Linked DNA regions of Homo sapiens: regions 1 and 2 are each linked to region 3. A link is a loop called in an ENCODE intact Hi-C map of the cell type or tissue named here. Cell type or tissue: GM12878. All regions are shown on one strand.

Region 1 (8,000 bases), 230 kb before region 3:
TGGTTAGCTCTAATCTTGTTCTCTGCACTTACTGCCTCTCCTCCCTGGTTCTGTGCCCTCACAGGCTCATGGAATCCAGGTCCTTCTATACCGCTTACCTGCAGAGACTCTCTGGGCTCACCAGGGAGGCTGCCCAGACCACAGTTGCACCAACCACTGCTAACAAGATAGCTCCCACTGTTTGGAAATTGGCAGATCGGTAAGGCTACGCCTGGTTCTCCTCACTTCTTCTCCTTCCTCTGATCACAGACCACCACACCTTCACACCCACGCCCTCTTGCTCATTCTTCTTCCTTGTCATATGATTAGTGTGTACATTCTGAGCCAGGCTGTCCCCCACCCTGGGGTCTGGCCATGCTCAGGGACCTTCAATGTGTGGGAGCGGCATTTAGCTGCGGTGCCTCTGGTGTCTGTTGCGGGGCCGGGGCTGACTGGGGAATGAACACCTTCCATGCCCACGCTCCTTCAGCTTAACTCTGCTCACAAATGGGGAATCTGCGTGCAAGGACACTCTGAGGCCTCCAGACCAACTTCCCACCCAAGCAATTATTTGTGCAGTCAATATTTTTGAGTACTCACTATGTGCTAGGCACTGTGGCAGCAGATATGTACAGGCAGATGCATTCTCTGCTTGTGCAGACCCTACAGCATCCCTTCTAGGAAGGCACCCAACCTCACTTGAATGCCTGTGGTGTCAGTGAGTTCACTGCCTTTTCAGGTCACCTGTGTGTGTGTCCACAGTCGTAAGCATGAGAGAGCTGCTCTTCTCTCTGAGGCTCGTTGCCTTTTCTGTTGTGGTTGGGCAGTGAGACAGAGCTGTAGACCTCCTGCACTGGTACCAGCTGCATACCAGGTGGAAATGTCTGACCAGGGAGCTCAGAGCTGGCCAGGACGGTGCCCCTCACAAGGGGATGCACGAGACAGTGGGGGAAAGGTGATTGCAAGAAGGACTTTGCATCCTAGCATGAGGGACTTTAAGGGTGGAAAGTGCCAAATGGAGAGACTTTTAGTAGATCAAGGGAGAAGGAAAGAGAGAGTGAGGGGTGGTGTAATCATTATGATCATTCCGTCATTATGAATGATCATCATAATCATTCGATCATTACAGTTATGCAAACCATTGACGTTCTTGTAATAGCTTGGGCTGGTGTATGTGCCAGGCTCTGTGCTGGGCACCTTCCCTGTGTTACCTCATTCAGTCATGGGGCCACTTCTGGAGGCAGGGCACAGGAATGGAGAGGTAAACTGAGGCCCAAGGACAGCAAAGTGGAACACAGAGGAGACCTTGCCCTGAGGAGGAGCATAGGCAGCCACAATGCGTACCCCATTAGTTGACCTTATTGGCTCTTTCCAACCTCAGGAGGTTGTCATGGAGGGGTCAGGAGCAAGTCATGTGTTTTACAGGTGAGCTGACTGAGGCCCAGGAAAGTCAACTGAGTTGCCCAAGCTCACAAACTAGCTCACAGTCAAACTGAGGTCAGAACCCAGGTCTCAAGAGACAGGGGAAGAGGCACCCAACTTTCCTGGCCCCTGCCATCAGAACCCTGAGCCTGGACCCCAGCATGATGGGCCTGGGGCCAGCATGGAGCCTCCGGCCCTTCCATGAGGGCTGCGGAGAGGTGTGAGATGGGCCCACCTAAGATGTGAGGTCCGGCAGCTGTGAGCACATCAGCCCTGAAAGAAATACAGGCCCTGCTTCCCCTCCTGCCCCCAGTCGCCATTTCCCAGACTTGGTGGGCAGCTAAACCCTGGTCTTTCAGAGAGGGCCCAGTTTTTCCAGAGCCATGTCGTGTGTATGAACCTGCTGGTCTGATTATGTCTAGTGGTCTTGGCTCGGAGCTGGCCTGATTAGTGAGTTGCAGGAGGGGTGGCTGTGGGCCTGGAGAGAGAAAACTCCTACTCCCTGCCAGGAGCTGCTGAGAGTTTTTTACATTTGTGCTTTTATTTGATCCTCTCAGCAACTTACCTGTGAGCAATGTGTTATTCATATCTTACAGATGAGGAATTGAGGCTCAGAGAAATTAGGTAATTTACCCAAGGTCACACAGCACATTTCTGGCAGAAGCCAGTGGTAACTTACAAGACTCTGTGACCATCAGCAGTGCCCCTTCTCTTCTCTCCCTTTAGCCCTGGATGCTCCTTGCAGCCCCTGCACCATGGTTAATACTTCTTTCTCTCTCTATCTCCCTCTGGGTCCTCAGCTCCAAGATCTACATGGCTGACCTGGAATCTGCACTGCACTACATCCTGCGGATAGAAGTGGGCAGGTTCCCGGTCCTGGAAGGGCAGCGCCTGGTGGCCCTGAAAAAGTTTGTGGCAGTGCTGGCCAAGGTGAGCAGGGCCATGGCTTCCCTTGTCTGTGCAATTCTACGGATGGTCAGTGTGCGTTCCTGTAAGGCTGGGCACCCCGTCAGCCCCTCCCTCCAGAAGCCCATGGTCTGGCTGGACACCTGGACCCACAGCTCTCCCTGTCCACCATAGGTGATACCCTCCAGCCTCAGCCATACCCCACACCAGCCCCACACTGCCAGGGACAACCCTGCCCCATGCAGCAGTGTGGGTGGGACACAGGGCCCGTGCCCCCCACCTGGGGATATTTCCAGCTGATTCAGTGACTGTGGCTCTGCCTGCCTGAGTCCTCAGTCAGAGCCCCAGTGTGGCTTCCCACCCCTTTCTGTGGTCACTGGGAAAGCAGGACCCCTAGGACACCCTGGCGAAGGAGAGGATGCTCTTCTGATACTCCTTGCTTCCCTCCCAGTCTGACCCGATCCCTGGCCCTGGCCATGCCTTCCTTATTCCTTTATAGTTTCCCCGGGAAGGTGGCTACTCCACGAAGGGTAGCTCCTATTTATTGAGGACTTGATGTTTGTCTAGGATTTAATCCTTTTAACTACTCTGCGAGGTGGGTGGTTTATTTTGTCCTCCCCGATTTAAGAGGCCCAGGGAGCTCAAGTGCCATGCCTTCGTTCTGCCAGCCTGAAAGTGTTGTGGTCAGGCCTTGAGCCTGTGCTCCTTCCTCTCTGAAGGTGAGAGGTGGCTGCCATTCCCTCTCTGCGCCCTTCCCTTTGGTTCCAGATCCTGGCCATTGCGTCCCTGCTGGAAACCCTGGACTCTGCTGCTCAGTACTGCTGAGTCAGATGTGGCTCTGGGCGCTTCGGGTTTGGCCGCTGGCTCAGCCTCCCTTGGCCCTGGGGCCCGGATCTGAGCCCACCCTCCTCAGTGTGGGTCTGCAGGAAGCTGGGGCTGCCCTCGGGTGATTTGTGCCTCTCCTTGGGAACTTCCTGCCAGCCTGATCCCTCCTTCCCACCTCCCTGTCCTGGCCCCCTGGCTTGGTCACATGAATGCGTGGTGACACTGAGAGGGCCTGACAGGGACATTTCAGCCTAAGGCAGGACAGTCGTTGGCCCCTCACTGAAGTCCCATGCAAAATGAGCCCTTGTTCTTCAGTCCATTGCCATAATAGAGACCTTTCCTCCAAGGCTGAGAGCTGTTTGGTCCTCACAGTGCAGAGGCCTGGGGTTGACAACCTAGAGACTTAGAGGGGAAAAATCCAGAACTGACCCACGTACAGTCCCTCCTCCTGACCCATGAGGGAGAGCACCCAGCATGCTTTCCCGGCATGCCTCAGACACCCCACCACCCTAGTCCAGTACTCTCCAAAGGAGTCACCCCAGGAAGATCGGCTTGTGTGTCACTCGCATCTCTCAGCTGTGATCAAACCTGCTATTTTCTTTGTCCCCAGTGGGGCTGTTTGCAGCCGGTATGGGGGAAAAGAATGAGATACAGAAAAGTCCCTGAGCTGGGCAGAGGCATCACCCCCTCTGTGCCTGCTGAGTCTCTGCCTTCAGCAAGGGCTGGGAATGAGCTTGAGATGAAGGTGCCTGCCCTGCCAGAGCCAGGGCCCTCGGGGTAGGGCTGGCAGTGGGGTGGAGGACAGAGGGAAGCCAGGTATGCCCCGCAGTAGCAGCAGAGGCATCGGGGGCATGGGCCTGGAGACCCTCTGTTTGGGTTTTGCCCGCACATCCCCTGGGGTCTGTAGAGTATTCTGGCCCTTGCCTTGCTTGGGTAGCTTCTTCCTGAATAGTAGTATCCTAGCAGCTATCATTTCTTCAGCCCTGCCGGTGCCTGCAGTGTTCTTTGTATATTAGCTCCTCATTCTGTTTCTCAGAGAAGATTCCACAGCATGGCTTCTAGTATGATCTCCGTTTCATAGAAGGTGAAACAAAGCCCCAGAGAACTAAAGCACCTTGCCAGGGTCTTCCAGCTAGTGAGGGGCTGGGCAGGGAGCCACACCCACTCGCATCCAGCCCATGCCCATTACCACCAAGTGCATGGTGCTCACAGGCCCGAACCCCTAAGGGTGCCAGTGGACACTGCTGGCTCCCCCTGGCTAGCTGCCAGCCCTGCAGGTGCCCGGTCAGTCAGGAGGCCCTCTGCATGTCCTGCCGGTGCCTTCCCACCCGGCCTCTCCCAGCCTGTGCTCCCTCCTGTGAGCAGCTGGTAGGAGTGGCCACTGGGTGGCGTGTGGGCACCAGGGTTTCCTTGCTCCCAGTTGTCCAGAGCTCCTTAATTCATCCATCCTTCTGGCACTGTCGCCTTAGAAGGCGGAAGTTTCTAAGTCAGGATGATGGCAAAGGTCAGTGAGAAATGCTGACTTCAAGCTGTAAATTTGTGTGTGAGTTCCAGAGGCCCGTGTGGGCTCACCAGGAGGGCACGTGTCAAAGCGTGGTCTTTTCCGGCCATTTCTCACTCTGGGGGAAGGTGTCCAGCCCAACGTTTGATAGGAATATTTAATGGCTTTCTCAGAGGAATGGATCTGTTAGCAGGTTTTCCTGTTCAGTTACCATTCGTGTCTCCAGTATCCTTCTCCTCTCAAATGTTTGTCTTTGCTTTCTTTGCTGTGATTTTCTCAGGGTCCTCATCCCCTCGGCCAGCCTCTTTGTGGTTTTATCTGATCAGCCTGCTGCTGTGTCCCTCTTTCTCCTGCCCTCCGCCCCTTGTGCTGTGCACGTGCACACACGCACACACACACACATACACACATATGTCCTCCTCCCTGGAGTCCTTGTGGTTTTAAAGTGCTGATACTAATCGGATTTGAGTTGACTTATTGTCAGAGTAGCTTTTCATGCTCCTCAGATACCACTGGGAGTTACCATCAAGATCTGGATCTTGGCTGTGAGCCCCTGGCCTGGCTGGTCCTCACTGGCAGCCCATGGAATCCAAATGAAAGGTCTCGTGCCCACCTAACCCAGCTGGCCAGTCAGTTGGCAAGTCAGCTCTATCCGAGGACCACCCAAAGACAGGACTGTGTGGCCCAGGGCTCCCAGCAGCCCTGGCAAGGGGCACAAGTGCTCCAGCCTTCCTCCCAGTGGTGGCACATGGTCGGGGGGTGCTGCACAGGAGCCTGAGGTCTGAGAGAGGGAGACTTCCAGGACCCCACCCCATTTAGAGCGAGCACCTTCCCTACCCTGTCTTCTAGCCTTACCAGGTGTCCCAGAGCAAAGGTAGTACAGAAGTCATATTTGTGTCTTAGTTAGAATGTTTTCCTGGTGGTTTTGGAACTTTGCACAACCTCCTCCCCACTGCCCCCCGCCCCCCGCCCCCCGCCTTCTTCTGCATAGCTTCCTACCATCTGCAGGACGGGGAACTTGGGGAATTGCTTTTCACTCTCCAGCTTCCGCTTGTTCCTCCCCACAGTATTTCCCTGGCCGGCCCTTAGTCCAGAACTTCCTGCACTCCGTGAATGAATGGCTCAAGAGGCAGAAGAGAAATAAAATTCCCTACAGTTTCTTTAAAACTGCCCTGGACGACAGGAAAGAGGTGAGTCTGGGAAGCAAATAAAGATCTCTCCATCCTCCGTATTTATGAGAGTGCAAGGGGTTAACCCTGTCATTTCTGACCTTCTTCGCCAGTTTGCACCAGGGAGTCAGTGATCTTCGTTGGGTCCTAACAATAATCAATAAATGACTATTGATTGAGCTCTCTATGCGCACATCTCATTTAATCCTCATAATGTTAGTGGAAGGTAGATATTCTCCCCATTTAGCAGATGAAGAAACAGTACTTTGAAAAGGTTAAGCAACTTGTCTGGGTTCATGGAGCCAGTAAGTGTTTGGGCTGGGATGAAAACTTGGTGAGACCCCAGAGTTTTTAACAACTACCCTGTGCTGCCTCTTAGTTTGTGGTGCTGCTCAGCATGGCCTCCCTGGCCCTCTCCAGGGCACCTTCTGGGCTCCTGCTCATGCTGCTATTTGCAAAAGTGGGTCACTGCAGCCAGCAGAGGTGTAAAACCCTGTAGACTTGTAGGGTGTCAAATCTCGAAGGGACCTCAGAGATAACCCCCTTGTGTTACAGCTGGGGAAGTTGAGGCTGGAACGGGATGCAGCTTGATCTGGGTCACAGCTTTTTAGGTCTGCTGCTGCTTCAGTGGGTGGAACTGGTGAAAGGGAAATGCCACCTTCGAGGTGATAGACTGAGGGACCTCATTTGTCTTAGGGCTGTCTCCTAGAAGCTTCTGTCTCTGCCTCTCCCATCCTTTTCCTTCTCCATATGTGCACTCACACTCATGTGTCCCTCAGGGTGCCGTTCTTGCCAAGAAGGTGAACTGGATTGGCTGCCAGGGGAGTGAGCCGCATTTCCGGGGCTTTCCCTGCTCCCTGTGGGTCCTCTTCCACTTCTTGACTGTGCAGGCAGCTCGGCAAAATGTAGACCACTCACAGGAAGCAGGTACGTCCAGGACCCGTTCACCCCACTGTGCCTCCAACCCTGCTCTGTTCGGCCCTCCAAGGGGAGAGGGGGCAGGGAAGCTCCCTTGAATTGCCCCACTGGCTCCCAGCTGCCAGAAGATGGGGAGAGTCAGCCTTGGGGCTCTGGCTGGATTGCTCTATCTGCAGGTAGCCCCACACGGCCAGAATAGAACCAATCCCAGGAGGGAGCAGACTTTAGGAATTCAACCAGTCCTGTTTTCGGCCCCGGGAGCTCTGGGGCTGAGGCTTCTCCCTGTCTTTCTCCGGGCTTATAGTTTGCTTTGCTTTCAGTCTTCATGAAAAAATTGTGATTCTATTTTTTTATACTCTTAACAAAGAAAAAAACGTGTATTTTACAGTTTACATAGCTGATACATAGCAGGTGCTTTGAGCAATTTTATTGCACTTCCCACTGAAAAACAATTTCCTGGGGGAAGTTGGGGAAACACGTTTCCCCTGCTGCCTCGGATTGTCCACAAACTGCACCACCATGTTCTCCGGCCACGCTGCCCCACACCTGCTTTTGAAGACTGAAAGGATGCGCATCCAATTCAGTCCACACTGATTGAGGAACCAGGTTTATACCAGGCTGCGGCTTGGCTTGGAGGATAGATACATGGGTGAAAAGGGCGACAGTGCCCGCTCTTGGTGGACCTCTAGTGTGAGGCAGGGGGACAGAGAGGCCTGCAGTGCATCAGGGCTAGGGCCGTGGTGGAGAGAAAGATGTGGGGTGAAGAGAGGGCAGGCTCGACGCCATTGGGAAGGGGCCCGAGGCCTTACGGGGTGAGTTGAGGGGTGATGGGTGAGTAGGGATTCCGCCAGGAGAGGAGCATCCCAGCAGAGGGAGCAGCCTGTGTGGAGCCCCGTGAATCAGAGGAACTGCCAGGCAGTGGTGTGGGAAGCCAGTGTGTATGGAGCATCTCCACCATGCCATGTGGCGCTGCAGGTGCCGGGGACACAGCAGCATATGAGACAGGTCCCTGCCCCCACAGGGCCAGTATCTGAGTGGCAGGAGACAGACACAGAGGGATGGCTTCAGCCATGATGACGAATGCTGAGGAAGACAAAGCAAAGCAGTGCCGGAGCGGGTGCTGTCTGGAGAGGGGTCTGGGAAAGGCTTCCCTGTGGAGGGCCCGGTGCTGGGACCCATGTGGAGAGGAGAAGGCAGTGTGGGACGTCTGGGAAGAGAGTCTCCCAGGCTGTGTTGGTGTCCTTGGGCTGCACTCACAAATGTCAGGCTGGGGCTCAGCC
Region 2 (8,000 bases), 160 kb before region 3:
CTGTTGGCTGTGGAACTGCAGCTGACATAAATGGGTTAGCTGCTGCTGCTAGCCTTGTGGTGCCCTTAGAAACGAGTGATTCCTCTGGGCCAAAGTCACCCCAAGCCAGAATCCACAGCCTGGCCAGCAAAGCAAGGGTTGGCTTTCAGTCCCCACTTGTTCCTTGACTACGTACGTTTGTGTGCAATGTATAACCTGTACAACTATATGCAACAGCTCTGCGGTTTGGGCCATGTCTGTTTCCACCATCAGCAGAGTGGGAAGGCACCCGCCAGGGCCTGGCCTGGTTAGCAGGGCTGTGTGGAAGGCTCACAGTGCCTCTCTCTCCTCTTCCTCACAGAGATTCCCCAGTGCGCTGGCTGCAACCAGCACATCCTGGACAAGTTCATCCTGAAGGTCCTGGACAGACACTGGCACAGCTCCTGCCTCAAGTGTGCAGACTGCCAGATGCAGCTGGCGGACAGGTGCTTCTCCAGGGCTGGGAGCGTCTACTGCAAGGAGGACTTCTTCAAGTAAGTCAGAACGGTCCGTCTCGTGGCCCTGGCCTGTCTCTGCCTCTCCCCAAGCAGTGAGGGGGAAGTTTGCAGCAGGGTAGGCCAGGGAGGGTGGAGAGTCCACTCTGGGAGGGGCAGGTAAATCCTGGAGCTGAGAGGATGCCCCTTGTTGAGGTCCCCCTTCTGATCACTGGCCCATCACTGCCAGAGGTTCAGCCTCTAGACCTCATTTGATCTCTGCATGGGGCAGGGGTGAGGAGCCAGAGGCCTTGGGCTAGATTTCTCCAGGGTGGTTGACAAAGTTCTGCAAATCTCCTCTGTTGCTCCAAAGAGCAACAGAAAGAGTTGCTCTTTCTGTCCTGATATATTGGTGCTTCAGGGCATGTGGTTGTAACATTCCCACAACTTTCAGAGCAGCTGCTTTTAGGTTCATGTCCACATCCAGAGGCGTCTCTGTGACTGTGTTTGCACAGCCTGCTTCAAGGGCCTTAGAGGCTTGCAAGAGTTGCTTCTGGCAGGAGGCAAGCCAGGCTCGGTCAATGTCGTCACTTTATATGGAAACATGACTAAGAAAGAGGCAGTTTCATGTGATGGTTGAGTCCAGGCTCTGCCTGTATTCGAACCCACTTATTGGCGGTGTGCTCTTGGGTAGGTTACTTAACTTCTCTATGCCTCAGTTTGTTTATCTGTAAAATGGGGCTCACAGTAGTAGTCCCTACCTCATGAGGTTTTTATTAGCTTTAAATAAGTCTATTTATGCATCAAGTCCTCAGGACAGTGCCTGACACTTGAGTGTTAGCTCTTAAGACTGTCTGAGATTTTCCTTTCTGGGGTGGGGTTCATCAAAAACTTCCTGTTGGAGCTTTGGATCAGGGTGAGAAGACCTCCTGGAAGGTGTTTTCCATGGCATTTAGTCCTTGACTTCTCTCCCAGAATCTATTACCCAAGGCAGTGATGTTGGTGCCTTAGCCAATGTGGAGCAGCTGGCAGCAAGCAAAGCCAAGAGCCGGAGGTGGGGGTTAGGGATCAGTGACGCTGAGCCCTGTGTTCAGTCACACCAGCCTGGGTGGCCCAGGGGGCGCCAGGGAGGCTCGCCAAAGGCTGAACACACCCAGCCCAGATAACCAAGCCCCATAGAGGCACCTCATGCTGAAGCTGTGTATTCGGAAGATGGGGGTTGAGGGGGAGTAATGGGGAGAAATGTGAGTCCTGGATACAGAATACGATTTCTCCCACATCTTCCCAAAGGTTTCACTATGGAGAATAAGTGATTTGAATATCTGAGGATTCTCACATTTCTTTAGTGCAGTGAGTTGAAGAGCACATTAAAGATCTTGGTAACCAGTGCGTGGGGCTGCCTCCCCGCCTGTGTGCAGAGGGTGCACTCACTGTCACCACGGTACTTTGCTCAGATATGTGCTGCTCCCTACGTGTGTGTGCGTGTGTGAGTGTGTGTATGAGTGTGTGTGTGACAGTGTGTGTGAGAGTGTGTGTGGGTGAGTGTTGTGTGAGTGTGAGAGTGTGAGTGTTGTGTGTGAGTGTGAGTGAGCGTGTGAATGTGTGTTGACTACAGGAAGGCAGGGGCAGCAGGTGACATGGGTGCCCGGCAAGTCCTTGATGTTTGGGTGGAAGGACAGACCTCTGGTCCTTCCTCTGAGCTTTTTGTGTACTGCTCTTCTTTCTCACAATCTTCCTGTTGCTTTCCCACCTCTGACCCTCCTCTAGTTTCCTTTTCTCTGGCATTCATGCAATTCCATTCCCTCTAGCCACATCCTTTCCCAGTGGGCAACAGGAGTTTGCCTCTATTTTCCTTCCTCTATGATGTCCTGGCCAAGCACCACAGCAGCTGTTACAGGACCCTGGGTGGAGTGAATTTCCCTGTGTTTGTGTGTGTGTGTGTGTGTGTGTGTGCGCGCGTGGGTTGACATATGTACCCGGGTGCAAATGTGAACATAATGTGTGTGTGAAGAGGGCAGGAAGCGGCAGGTGGCAGGGCCTAGCCTTGGGGTCGGGTGAGCTGCCCTGCTTCTGTGATGAGGTGTGTGCAGATGTGTATGCCTGCACCTTTGGAAAGCCAAGAGGCCACGCCTCCGCTTGCCCGTCTCGGGGCAGGGTAGGTGCTGGATGTCCGAGTCAGACCTCAGACCCCACTGGTTTCTGGCTGGTCCAGTGTGGCGGCTCAGGGAAGCCTGTGGGGTATGAGCAAAGCCTGGCAGGGCCACTGACCCAGGACTTCATCGCCAGAGGGCTGCCTTGGACCCCCCAGTGCTTCCTCAGGGCCCTGTCTGATTTTTGGACCCTGAGTGGCTGGCTATGGTTTGGAAAGAGAGGGTGGAGAGGAAGGTGATGGCAGCGCAGGCGTGGGGTTGGGTTTGGGAGAAGTAATGACCAGGAAAGAGGGTCTCCCTAGACCCAGGAAGCGCCCACAGTGTGTGCTGAGGAGGGATCCCCACAGGCCTATGAGCCAAAGGCCCAAGACCAGAAATAACAAGAACGGCTCCTCACCTGGGCCTTGCCCCTGGCTCCACTGCCCCAAGCCCTGGCCCTCTTTTGGATCCTTTCAGGGCCTTACTCAGCAGAAACCTTCTGGCTAGTCCCTCCACTCACCTCCCTGTAGTCTGCAACCCTTCCCACCCGGTGAGTCTTCCGCCAGGTGGGCCTTCCCGCCAGGTGAGCCTTCCACCCCACAGCCCAGGCCAGGGCCTGCCCCTTCCCTGAATATGCCACAGAGCCTGCCAGAGGCACTGGCGCATCAGAGCCTCCTGCCGGCGCTCCCTTCCAGTCCTAGCCCGCTGCTTTCCTCAGGTACCTGACGCCCACCAAGCAGGATGCTCCATTCCCAGGCATGCTTGGTGGGCTGCCGCCTCCACACGCCAGCCCAGGCTGTTTCATCCTCCAGGGACGGTGCCCACCCTCCAGGGCTTCCATCCTTCCAGGGTCCTCAGAGTCCAGCTCCGCGGCAGACAGGATCCCCAGTGGAGCCATCACTTCCTGTCTCTCCCCTCTCCCGGGTGACCCAGCACAGAATGCTTTGGTTTGCCCATTTCTCGTGTGCCTGGTTTATCTTCCTTGTTGGCTTGAGGAAAAGGCCTATCTGTTACTCATTTTTCTGTCCCCTGTGTAAGCCCCTGGCTCTGCGCTTTGTCCATAGGCCACTGCTGGGTTTGATGCTGCAACAAGTAAATTATCCAGTGAGTTTACACGAGCTTTGGTGACCAGTTTCTTCTGTATGCTGCAAGGCGTCTTTGAGTGAGGGAGGCCCAGGCTGCTTGCAAATGCTCAGGCCCATCATTTAGCCACGGTCACTTCCCTTGTTCCCGGCACTGCTCTGCTTCATGAAATGACCTACTCTCAGGGCTGGGTCCTTCTGTAATGCAGGGCATCTGGCCACGGATTCAGTGCTGAGTTTGGGCCATTGACTCTGTGATGGGGTGCTGTGAGGAGGGGAGTTCAAAGCTGAAGTGATTCTCCCTCCTGTCAATGGAGGGCCAACCCGAGATGAAGACCAGGTGGCTCTGAAGTCCTCAGTGGGTGGATTCATAGCCCTCACCAAGCTCTTGGGGACCAGGGCTGTTTGGTACAGGAAGGCACAGCTGCAGGCTCCATCCTAGGTACAGACAGGGAGGCAGCAGGCTGTCCAGCATCTGAGTGGTCCCACCTCCCATCCCCAGGGGTCTTGGGACTTGCTGGCCACCTGGGGCTCTGGGGCAGCCTGCTCCTCATCCCATCTCATTAGATGTCACCAGGCACCTCTTTCAGAGGGCACATGGGGGCACACACACAGTGGAGGTGCAGTAAGGACAGAGACCGTGCTGGGGCAGGAGGGGGCAAGCAGTCCGTGGAACCCCAGGTCCCTCCCTGGCTCACCCTCGGCTATAGAAGTCACATCTGTGGCCACCTTGTGAGAGGGACAGCAGGTGCCACATACTTGAATTTGCCCATCAGACCTCTGATGCTCTTAGCTGTGGAGTTTGGAAGACAGCTGGTCAGAGCTAGGGAGAGTCCCTTTTCCACGCTCCTTGAAGAAAAAGAAAAAAGAAAAAGCATGTCCTTTTCTGGTACCTCCTCCTAGCCCTGTTCAGAGGTGGGGGCAGGGCTCATTGGTTCCCTGATTAGCACTGTGGTCCTAAGTTCCTGGATCAATACTTTAATCTCTTTGCCCATAACAAGGAAGAGGGCCACTGCTTTGCACAACTCCAGGGGGCATCCTCCTGTCATATTCTATGTGAAGTTCTGCAGATCAATACGGAGATACGGAGAGTACCCACTGGAGGTGGGTAGTACCTTGTAATATCTCAAAAGTGGAAGGAGGCCGGGAGGTCAGGACTTCCCCAGCCTTCCACAGGGGCATGTGGCGATCCTGGTAACTGGCAGCAGGGGGCGATGTTGGTGTGGACACAGAGGAGGCAAGAAGGATTGTTGGGAAATTGTACTCTGTGGTTGTTGCATTTTTCTTTGGGGGCTGTTGAGCTCTGTCTTGCTCAGTAACACTGACTGATTTTTGCTGTTGTTTGTTGTTTTTGCTGCTTGTGTCCTTGGCTCTCCTTTTTTCCAAACGAAATAAAATTCTGAGACCCAAGAAGAAAGGCACTGAGTTGACTAAGGGAGCACAGTGGGGACCATGATTTGTTCTGAGTTCAGTGGCGGCTTCAAACATCAGGAGAGCCCACCCCTGGTGCAGAGGGTGTCCCGAGCCCTGTTATAATTTGAATCCCAAGCTGCGGGGCAATGACTCCTCGTGTCGCATTTGCTAAGCAGGTCCTATCCAGACCATGTGTCCAGCATGTCATGGATCCTTCTCATGTCTCCTCAAAAAGGGACCAGGGCCCAGAGAGAGTAGGGATCCAGGAGTGGGGTTTCTGGGTCCCCTTGCTATCACCAGGTGGGTCCTGGAAGGAGCCAGGCAGCTGCCTTCCTCTGGAGCACAGCACAGACCTCTTGGAGCTGGGTTCAAGTGTTGCCTGTCGGCAGCCAGCTGGGTGCCCCTAGGCAAGTTTCTTTGCATCTCTGAGCATCTATGTCCTCTTCACAGTGCCTGTCTAAGAGCCCTGGCACCCAGGAGCATTTCTCAAAAGGAGTGATTTTCTCAGCAGTGATTTTCCTTTTGGTGAACCCAAAAGGAGCTCAGTTGAATTCCTGTCCTATCTTTCGTTAGCAGTTTGTCAGCACAGGTAACTAGGTCTTTCTGAGCCTCATTCCCTTGTCTGTGGAGAGGAGCTCACGCTAACCCACCGAGCTAGGAAGAAGACGTGTGTGACCCGGGTCCAGCAGAATGCTAGGTGCTTTGTAAACACTGCCGGGTTTCAGGCCCTGCCGTGTGGCCCCTTGACCCGCAGCCCTGCAGGGTCAGGTAGTCAGAGTTCCCTCAGGGCGGGGCCTGCGCTGGCTTTCCTGGTCTCCCCTGTACCAGCCTTGAGAGCTTCCCATGGAGATGACTCTTAACTGCCTGGAGCTCCTCAGTTAGTGGGGGGTTAGCCTGGCAGAACGGGGTGGGCTGTGGTCCATGGGAGAAACCTGCCATGTGGATCTCTGTGAAGAGTTGAGAAACAAACCATTATGGAGTGAAAACAAACAGAGCTGTGGAATTGAAGCGAGGGCAACGTTCCTACACGTTTGTAAGGTCAAGGGCAAAGCCTTCAAGGACAATCCAGGCTTGTGGGGGCTTCAAGCTGTGCCCCCAGCCACTGGGGCTCCATATTTCCATCTGCCCGTCAGGGGGCGTGGAGTGACTCTCGGGTGTTCTGAGGGTGCTGCCACTCCAGGAGGTTCCTGTCTAAAACGTCATGCTTCTCAGGGGTCTCCCTGCCCCTGAGGCCCTCACAAGGCAAGGCAGGCAGGCAGAGATGGGTGCGCCAGAGGCTCCCGGTAGCGGGATGGAGGCCGCTGTGTCGCAGGGGAGCTGTGCGGCTGCTGGGCCAGGCCAGGATCTCCCTCTGCTCCCCGCGGTGCCCCTCCCCCAGCCTGCCAGTCTGCAGGCCGTAGGTGGGCTGTCCGCCAAGGGCAGGTAGGCAGCGTCCTTGGGAGCCCGGGAGCTGCTCCCATTTATCTCCGCAGTCCAGAACAGCGCATTTCTGCCTGGCGTGGCTGCAGGGTGGTGGTGCTGGCTGCAGACAGGGCTTCACTGGTGACCTTAGCCCACTCTGGTGACCAGGGCCTCTGCTCCTCATCTTGCAGGGGGCAGCTGCCCACAGGACATTGGCTAATATGGGGAAAAACAGGCTCGACCCCTCTGCGGGGTGGGCTTCATGGAGAGCAGGTGCGGGGTTTTGAGTCCAGGCTCAGCGTGAACTTGGGGCGTTAGACATCACCAAGCCTCGCTTTCCCATCTCTACAGGCGGAAGAAAAATACTGACTTTTCTGAGTGACTGTGAGGACTGAGTCAGAAGCAGCAAGGAAGTGCTTAGTCCATTCTTAGGAAGGCCATGAGGGGCATCTACACTGTGCCCCACATAGGGAGGAGGAAAGAAGACAGCAGGAGGGCCTGGGACCAGGCTGGCAAGGACGGGGTCCTGGGGTTGCTGGCCAGGCTGTGTCAGTGGTAGTGGTGGTCAGGGGATTGAACAAAGGCCCACCCTTCAGTGAGGAGCCGGCCTGCATTTTCCTCATGGGATGCTCTCCCTCCCTGTGTGGTCCAGAGCTGTGGGCAGGAACCGCAGCCCTCAGCGCTCGCTCGCATCAAAGAGCGGGGCCAGCCTGGTGGGAGGCGGCAGCCCGCGCCTGGGTGGCTTTCCACTGTCTCAAGCTTTCTTGTGCCCTGTTGCCCCAGAAAGAGGCAGCCTCAGTTCTGGGGTTGGTCGTAGAGTCAGTGTGGAGTCAGACTTTTGCTGAGCCACTTATTATTTCTGATAACCACACACCTGCCAGGCCATGCAGGCATGATCGTGCGTACACACACACATGCACACATGCACACACATGTATACACGCACACACACATGCATACACACACGCACACACGCGTGCACACACATGCACACACACAGTGCTCTAGCAGAATGTGCTTAAGGAATGCACAGGGGTGTGTCTCTTTGATGTGTGACTTTCCATAATTTCTGAATAGTTTATAGTCTAATTTCCTCGCTAAGCAAATTAAACCTTTTAAGGTAACGATCAGATGGTCCGGATAGTGGCTGTGCGTGTGGACATTTGAAAGATTCAAACACACTGGTGGGACCAGGCCCACAGTCATTTGTGCCGGCCTGTAATCAAGGCAGAAGCAATTACTTAGCCCCGAAGCTCCCCCAGGGACCGAGGCTGTAAATCAGGAGGTGATGAGTCGGAGGAGGATTGTCTGCCCGCCCCAGAGCGTGCAGTTCAGCTGCAGTCGCCTGGGCCACCCTCCCCGAGTGGGGCCTGGGGTGAAGGCCTCCTGACATCTGTGGAAGACACATCTCAGGGACTTTCTGGCTTAGAGGAATCTGTTTGGAATCACCTAGCTGCAAATTAGTCTGGGGATCAGATGCATCTGGGCTGTGGAAACGGGGTCCCCAGTGGGATCTGGGTGAC
Region 3 (8,000 bases):
CAGCATCACCAAAGAATGAGAAAATGATTAGAAGTGAGTTAGCAAATTTTGCTCTTTTAACAGCTATAATTCAGGGTCAGTTAAAACTCAGTATGTGAATGGTATTATTCACAACACAAATAAATTAAGAAGTAATACACAAGGCACAGTGGCTCATGCCTATAATCCCAAAACTTTGGGAAGCTGAGGGAGGAGGATCATTTGAGGCCAGGAGGACAAGACCAACCCGGGCGACATAGCAAGACCCCATCTCCCCAAAAAATAAAAAAATTAGCCAGGAGTGACAGCACATGCCTGTAGTCCTGGCTACTTGGGAGGCTGAGGCAAGAGGATTGCGTAAGCCCATGGGTTTGAGGATGCAGTGAGCTATGAGCGCACCCATGCACTCCAGCCTGGGCAACAGAGTGAGACCCTGTTTCTCCCTCCAAAAAAAGGAGTAATATATTTTATAAAATAATTTACTATAGGATTCCTTTAATTAGTAGGCCAGCATTTAAATTATTGATTTACCAAAATTCTGACAGTTTTCTAAAGATGTATTTATTGAGCAAAGAACAATATACCTAGCTGTTCAAGGTATAATAACGGAAGACACGAAAGCTATGTATAAATGAGATTTTGCTATTACCTGTAGATTTCACTTATTATGCGAATAATCTCTCCCTTTAGCATAAACATATGGAAGCTATCAGACTCCTACAAATTTCAGGTAGTAACTTCTAAAACACAGATAAAAATATGTTGGACATAATCACAGAACGTATCTTAACTAGGTAACACCATCTCATTTAGATATTCTGATATACTCTTAACCATACTGTACTTTGAGTTGTAGTTCATTGGCCTACCATTTAGGAAAAGGCACTGGGGCAGAACAACCATGCATAGGAAAATAATTAACAGGGCATGTTTTTCATACCTCTTCATCTTTCACATTCACATCCACATTTTTCGATTTGATGGCTTTGGTTATATGGTCAATGTTGTTTTCCCTGCAGTAATCAAATATATTTTTGTCTTCTTCCCTAGAATAAAAAAAAGAAAGGTCTTTTTTTACTGGGTAATACATTAAAGTTACATATTTTCAACACAATCTGTTTGCTGCTGACATAGATGTTAATGGACTCTGCTTACAAAAAAATTTTACATGAACAGTAACAGTTTTTCAGTAGCTGTAATATATCCAACTCCTGAAAAGACTAAAGTTCTTAGTTTCCTACTTGCCTTACAGGATAAGAGAATAAAGTGTTACTCAAGTTTTAAAAATATATATGAAAGTGATTTTCTTAAAGCAAAGAAAATCAATTAGACAAAAAGAGGGGGGCATTAAAAAATTCAAAAATCCTTTATAAGATAGTAGAATCAAAGACTAGAAAGAAAAGCTGGGAAGCATACTACATACCCAGCACTCTTCTAAGTATATTGCACGTGCTAATTCACTTAATCTTTCATGCAACTTCACTTTACAAATGAAAAAACAGGCAAAAAGGAGACGTTAAATGACCTGCCAAATGGTACTACATTTATCAAAGGTGGAATAAGAGCTAGAACTCACTTAGACCAACTGATTTTGTATACAGTACATTTTTCTATTATATTATGCTGCCTTTTGACTAATCAGCTGCAGTCTATTCCAAAATCTGAAGCAGAAGTTCTTAACATGACATCTATGAGCTCTCTAAATAATGTACAGAATTATCTTTATAACGCATGTGCATTTTTCTGGATGTTGTATGTATAGGGGGAAGAATTGTTTCAATCGGATTCTCAAAAGAATCAGTGACTCCCATAACGATCAGTAATTTAGAATATCAACAATCAAACTGCCCCATATGTGGACTGAATTTTATGAACAAGTATAAAGGAATGCATTTTGCGTTCCAAAAATCAAACTGATGTGTTTTATAACCTGCAATGCCAGAGCATCCATTCATCAGAAAGCAAAACACCTGGTCATAGGAGTTCTTCTATCCTAAAAGCCAATCTAAACATCTTGTGTCATACAGAAAGTTATTTCCAGTCATAGCTAATTTTCTTAAAAGACACTACTTTAGCATCAGCCATCTAAGTGTTCTTTAAGCCGCTTAAGTATTTTATTGAGCACCTACTACATGTAAGGCACTGGACAAGAATTTGTTGATAACAGATAAAAGGCTAAGCAAGAAAGTTTGCCTTTAAGACCCAAACAGTATAGCTGGGATGACAAAAATCTACACAGGATTAACATAAGGTAAAAGCTGGATCCTTAAAAAGGACTATAACAGAACAGGGGAAAAACAACTTGCTTCAAAGCTAGAGAAAATGATGTAGGTTTTAAGTAAGAAATCATGTTTAATAGGACTATATGGTCACTTGAAGAGGCCCTGTTAAACAGAAGAGAAAATGCTTTTTCGATCACTTATTCTGTAAAGAAAATAAGAAGTGAGGTCAAACCCCAGAAAAGAGAATTCTGATTTTAGAAAGTAGAGCTGCAAATAATACCACGTTAGCCATATTTAACCACCATTAAAAACACCATGTTTCGGGAGGCTGAGGCATCAGAATGGCGTGAACCCGGGAGGCAGAGCTTGCAGTGAGCCGAGATTGCGCCACTGCACTCCAGCCTGGGCAACAGAGCGAGACTCCATCTCAAAAAAATAAAAAAAACAAAAACAAAAACAAAAAACAAACAAACAAAAAAAACCAAAAACAAACATCAGGTCTGCATTTTGGGAGGCCAAGGCGGGTGGATCATAAGGTCAGGAGTTCGAAACTAGCCTGACCAACATGGTGAAACCCCGTTTCTACTAAAAATACACAAATTAGCCAGGCGTGGTGACACGTGCATGTAATCCCAGCTACTCAGGAGGCTGAGGCAGGAGAATCACTTGAACCCAGGAGGCAGAGGTTGCAGTGAGCCGAGATCATACCACAGCACTCCAGCCTGGGTGACAGAGCAAGACTAAGTCTCAAACAAACAAACAAACACACGCAAAAAAAAAAACACCATGTCTATGAAAGAATACCTTCAGAGTTCCAACTTAAGGATAATAGGGACCTACTTTCTTCCAATCCAGTAACAGAAAACCCACTAATTCAAGAGGCACCAACTTCAACTGTTACAGAAAGAACTGTGTCTTTTAAAGTCATAGCAATACTACAGTGCTACTCGCCAATTGTTTCTGAATTGGAAAATAATGGGAAGTTGGTGGTAGGGCACAGAAAGGAAAGCAGAAGGATCCTTGGCATGTGGGTTACGCATACCCAGTATATGTAAGCGTTATTCACAGATGAGAGGACCTTTGGAGTGGCCCCTCTTCCTGAGTCCAACTTCCAAATGTGCATGTATACCGTTGTAAGCAGTAAAAAAGTAAACACAGTACAAACACATATAAATTTCTATTTTGTTTAATGTATCTTAAATATGTTTCTTAGACACATCAAATATATCAACTAGTTTTTTTTGCTATGTGAATTTTTTGGAGGGCAGGTAGCATTTGTTTAAGTATTTGTTTATCGTATATAGTTTATCATCACCAAATATGCTAGGCACAGAGATATTAACAAAATACTTCAGGATAGTATACACATATAAATTAAATACCAAAAAGAGAAGTTCAATAAATTCGCCAAAAATGCTACAAGGCTGAATGACGAATATAAAAAAATTAAGTGACACTCTTGGGCTTACTTGTTAAATACAGCTATCCAATCCCACACCAAATTTTGAGTATCTTACCTTCTACAACCAAGCTGTTTTTATACAATGTCACCATCTAGTGGCCAAAATGAAGAAACATCTACAGCAATATCATTCCATATTTCCTTTCTTGCCCCCTAAAATTATGTACAATGTATAAATCAAACTTTCTCCCTCTACCATTTTCTAAGAGCTCAATACAGCCTTCCATAGTCAATCTTGCCCACTATATCCATGCTTATTTGAAACAAAATAACATGCAAATGAATCCAACCATTATGAAACACAGTAGAGCCTTAAATAAATAAATGTGTCTCTCCATATCTTTATTTTCCTTTCTTGATTTTTTACTCAGGTATCTTGTTCCCTCTCTTTGTGAATCTCAAAATTATCATATTCATTATCTATAGATGACTGTGAGTTATGTTTATGATGCTACCCTAAAGGATGTCCCATGTTATCTCTAGCACAAAACAGAAAGTCTCTTCTTCAGGTTACTACAACTTTTCTGAAATTGACAGCAAATACATTTATATTCCTGAAGGAATAATCACTGGTTTTGACATTCTTTTGAAATATCAGAGCACACTCTATGGGAAAGAGGGAGAGTGTTTAAGTACGGCTTTTTCACCCAATCACAGGAAGATCCTTGCCCATTCCTAAATATGTTATCTGTACCATTTTCTACTCAGATAGCATTTTCTTATCAAAATAATATTTCAAATAGGTCTCATGGCAAGACATATAAAGTCCATTTAACTACAAAAATTATGGAAGGAACTAGCTTGGAAATCTATTTAATAGGCACATTCAACAAATATTCAATTCAATTCATGTATTTACTAAGCAACTGGAAATCAGATATAAAACACAGTATTCTAGTAAATAGACAATGAATAAGTATTTATTGCATGAATGAAAATCCAAAGAAAGTAAGCCAATATCTACAAAGATAAAAACAAATGCCATAATTCCTCAAACTAAGGAATTTGTGGGCTCTAGGGTACATAAACTCCTTTAAAGAGATATGCAGGTATAGATCATTTTAAGTGACTCAATTTCCAGCTCTTCATCTTCTAGATAAATGTATTCTTTACTAAACTGATCTACCTGAAAGGGTTCCTGTGGCAAATATTTCATTACCATTCTCCTTTTCCACATTCCCTCTGCTCAAACACTCTTCTCCTCGTTTGTAAAGGAGAGGCATTACACCTCTCTCCTTACTATAGTTAGTATACTTCAGGAAGTATAACCAAAAGACGGAGGCAAAAAAGCATTCTGAGTGATTTCTCTGGAGAAAGACAGTTCATTCATGAGGTCTCATTAGGACCATGGCTAAGGCAATCCTCAAAATGATACACTTTCCCTGGCTCTATTTTTATGTTCACAAATAATCATTTAACTATTAATCTGTTTTTCTGGACTCCTCAATTCTCAGAAAGGAGGGACCCAGCACTTCAATCACTACAAAGACATAGTCCCTTTGGTAAGCAAACAAGCATTTTAGTTTACACCTCAGTTTTGGGCCAATTTTATTATTCCTACTCTGTTTCTAAGGGTCTGCTTGATCTACGGATCTTTTTTCTACATCTTTGAGGTTGAAAAATGGACTCTGATCAATGGTAATTCACCAAAAATGCCACTCTGTGAAGTTCCTTTGGAGGTAGTCTTTCTAGGATAAAAGCTGGCACTGCACACTATCTTCCAAAATTCAGTCATACTGCTAGTGAATATTACTTCTTTGTAGGAATTTAAGTTCCTGATTTACTTGTTGGATGTATGGCCAGAAGTTGTTGATCTGAAAGGCAAAGAAATGTATTCTGTTCAAATATAATGTTAGAAAATAATGCCGTCATCTCACTGATTTCAACTATGTTTTTCAACATTCTGTATATGCCAAATATAAAACTCAAAGTCTAATGTTCTTTTTAATATAATCTTTCACATATCTAATCTTAATTTTATAAATATAATTTTTATATAATCTTTATCTGATGAAACCATCAATATTTTATAAGTTGAGATTAAAAAGTATGTTTTAATTTATAAATATAAAACAATCATACAGGCAGGCATATATTAATTTTACTTACAGATGTTTTTCTCCCTGAAAAAAAGAATCTATTCTTACTCAAAGGTGTTTAGTGAAGCTCATTTAAGACTTATATGAGGAAGTGTGTGGTGGCTCACACCTATAATCCCAGCACTTTGGGAGGTCAAGGAGGGAGGATCACTTGAGCGCAGGAGTTTGAGACCAGCCTGGGCAACACAGCAAGACCCTACCTCTACAAAAAAAATTTCAAATTAGCTGGGTGTGGTGGTGCGTGCCTGTAGTCCTACCTATTTGGGAAGCTAAGGTGATAGGATCAATTAAGCACAGGAGTTTGAGGTTACAGTGAGCTATAATCACACCACTCCAGCCTAGGCAACAGAGAAAGATCCTGTCTCTTAAAAAAGAAAAAAAAAAGACTTATCTGGGAGAAGCAAAATAGGTAAAATCAAATCCTAAATCAAGGATTAAATAGTCATGGCTGCCATACTTAGCACACTGAAAACCCCCACTTCTAATTAATATCTAATTAAAATTACAGATGTTGATTTCACATTGTAGGATACTGTTTTTGACTCTCAATCTTACCAAAGACAACAAATGAGAATCTATACTATGATCCTCAGGTAAAATCTTGCAAATAGTACCTCCTTTCTGAAAAACCTTGGTTTAATCCCTGGAAGAGGCAAAACATTGCTTGGGCAGTAACCACATGTAAGAAGCCTAGCCTTCAAAACAAAGTACTTAATAAAGTGTTTTTTTGTGTGTTGTGCTGTTCTTAAAATCATTCTTGAGGCCGGGCGCGGTGGCTCACACCTGTAATCCCAGCACTTCGGGAGGCCGAGGCGGGTGGATCACGAGGTCAGGAGATCGAGACCATCCTCGCTAACACGGTGAAACCCCGTCTCTACTAAAAATACAAAAAATTAGCCAGGCATGGTGGTGGGCGCCTGTAGTCCCAGCTACTTGGGAGGCTGAGGCAGGAGAATGGCGTGAACCCAGGAAGCGGAGCTTGCAGTGAGCAGAGATCGCGCCACTGCACTCCAGCCTGGGTGACAGAGCGAGACTCCGTCTCAAAAAAAAAATATATTGTTCTTGAAATCCTGGATGACAAATAGACATTTGGAAACTATTACCTTGTCATATTTCATTGATTCTAAATGCAAATTTTTTTCATGTTAACATCTCCTATGAATCTTATAATCTGCAGCATCTTACAATTAAATGATGGCATGTTTTTCTTATAATGGTATTTAAATAATGGTGTGCAGGAGTCAAGGAGGTAATAAGGTAGGTTCAAAATACACAGTACCCAATGGACTAGTGAAATGACCAAAGGAATTCGTATAAGTTGACCCTTAAACAACACGGAGGGTGGGGGGCACCGACCCCCTGCATAGTCAAAAATCTGCATGTAACTCGACTCCCCAAAAACTTAACTACTAGTAGGCTACTGTTGACCTGAAGGCTTATCGATAAACAGTTGATAAATTTTTATTTGTGTTATATAGTATATTCTTATAATAAAGTAAGCTAGAGAAAAGAAAATGTTACTAAGAAAATCATAAGGAAAATATACATTCATTAAGTGGAAGTGGATCATCATAAAGGTCTTCACCCTGTTGTCTTCACAGGCTGAAGAGGGGCTGGTCTTGCTGTCTCAGCACTGGCAGAGGCAGAAGAGGTGGCAGGTGAGGCAGGCACACTCAGTGTAGCTTTGTGAAAATACACCATAATTTCTCCCTTTTTAGTTTGTTTCTCTAAAAGTTTTTATACAGTACCAATCCTTTCACCATTTGCTTAAGTTTGGGTGCCCATATCATAGAAGGGTCCATGTAGTAAAAGTCAAAAGCAGTCTTAAATAATCAGAACGCTTCTGCAAGACTGTCTAATGTCAATCTCTTTGGGGCATTATTTATTCTACATCTTGTTCCTCATCATATCTATCTGGTTTGGAAGCAATCATTTCCATCAAGTCGTCTTCTGTTAATTCCTCTAGTGTGGTGTCTATTAGCTCTTTAATTTCTTCAAGATCTATATCTTAAAACCAACTCTCTGCCCCGCCCTGCCACACATTTTTGCCATACTCACAATCTTTCATGATTTCCTTGATTGGCTCTGTCGTAAATCCTGTGAAGTCACATATAACATGTAGACAGTTTTCTCCAGCAGAAATTTATTGCTTCAGGCATGACGGTTTTCACCGCCGTTTCTATAATGACAGCATCTCCAATGGATCCTTCCCGACCTTCATAATGTTCTATCAGGGTT

Evidence for each region. Hi-C counts contacts between places; a loop is a spot of excess contacts. Peaks named below come from ENCODE experiments on the same cell type or tissue, not always from the same donor. Only the 100,000 strongest peaks of a DNase experiment are listed, where the experiment ranks them.
Region 1: a loop joins it to region 3, with 17 times the contacts of the local background. A loop is called at or near these places in 34 of 110 quality-filtered maps.
Region 2: a loop joins it to region 3, with 9 times the contacts of the local background. A loop is called at or near these places in 66 of 110 quality-filtered maps.

What each region holds. Positions count from the first base shown.
Region 1 is chr1:180,183,852-180,191,851 of GRCh38, forward strand. It overlaps QSOX1 (quiescin sulfhydryl oxidase 1), which reads left to right. Exons shown (of 12, transcript NM_002826.5): 7 at 65-199; 8 at 2,202-2,331; 9 at 5,701-5,823; 10 at 6,582-6,729. Among named protein-coding and RNA genes, the nearest start is that of QSOX1, 33 kb to the left of the region's middle. RefSeq lists an enhancer at 4,477-4,596. In GM12878, a CTCF peak has its summit at 4,522 (motif pointing right); no DNase peak of the experiment used is centred here.
Region 2 is chr1:180,247,945-180,255,944 of GRCh38, forward strand. LHX4 (LIM homeobox 4) reads left to right here. Exons shown (of 6, transcript NM_033343.4): 2 at 341-512. Among named protein-coding and RNA genes, the nearest start is that of LHX4, 22 kb to the left of the region's middle. RefSeq lists enhancers at 402-902, 1,188-2,168, 6,018-6,537. In GM12878, a CTCF peak has its summit at 4,865 (motif pointing right); a DNase peak (open chromatin) is centred at 4,857.
Region 3 is chr1:180,412,447-180,420,446 of GRCh38, forward strand. It overlaps ACBD6 (acyl-CoA binding domain containing 6), which reads right to left. Exons shown (of 8, transcript NM_032360.4): 5 at 920-1,025. LOC105371637 (a long non-coding RNA gene) reads right to left here. Exons shown (of 2, transcript XR_922334.3): 2 at 4,556-5,477. Among named protein-coding and RNA genes, the nearest start is that of MIR3121, 22 kb to the right of the region's middle. In GM12878, no CTCF peak of the experiment used is centred here; a DNase peak (open chromatin) is centred at 3,689.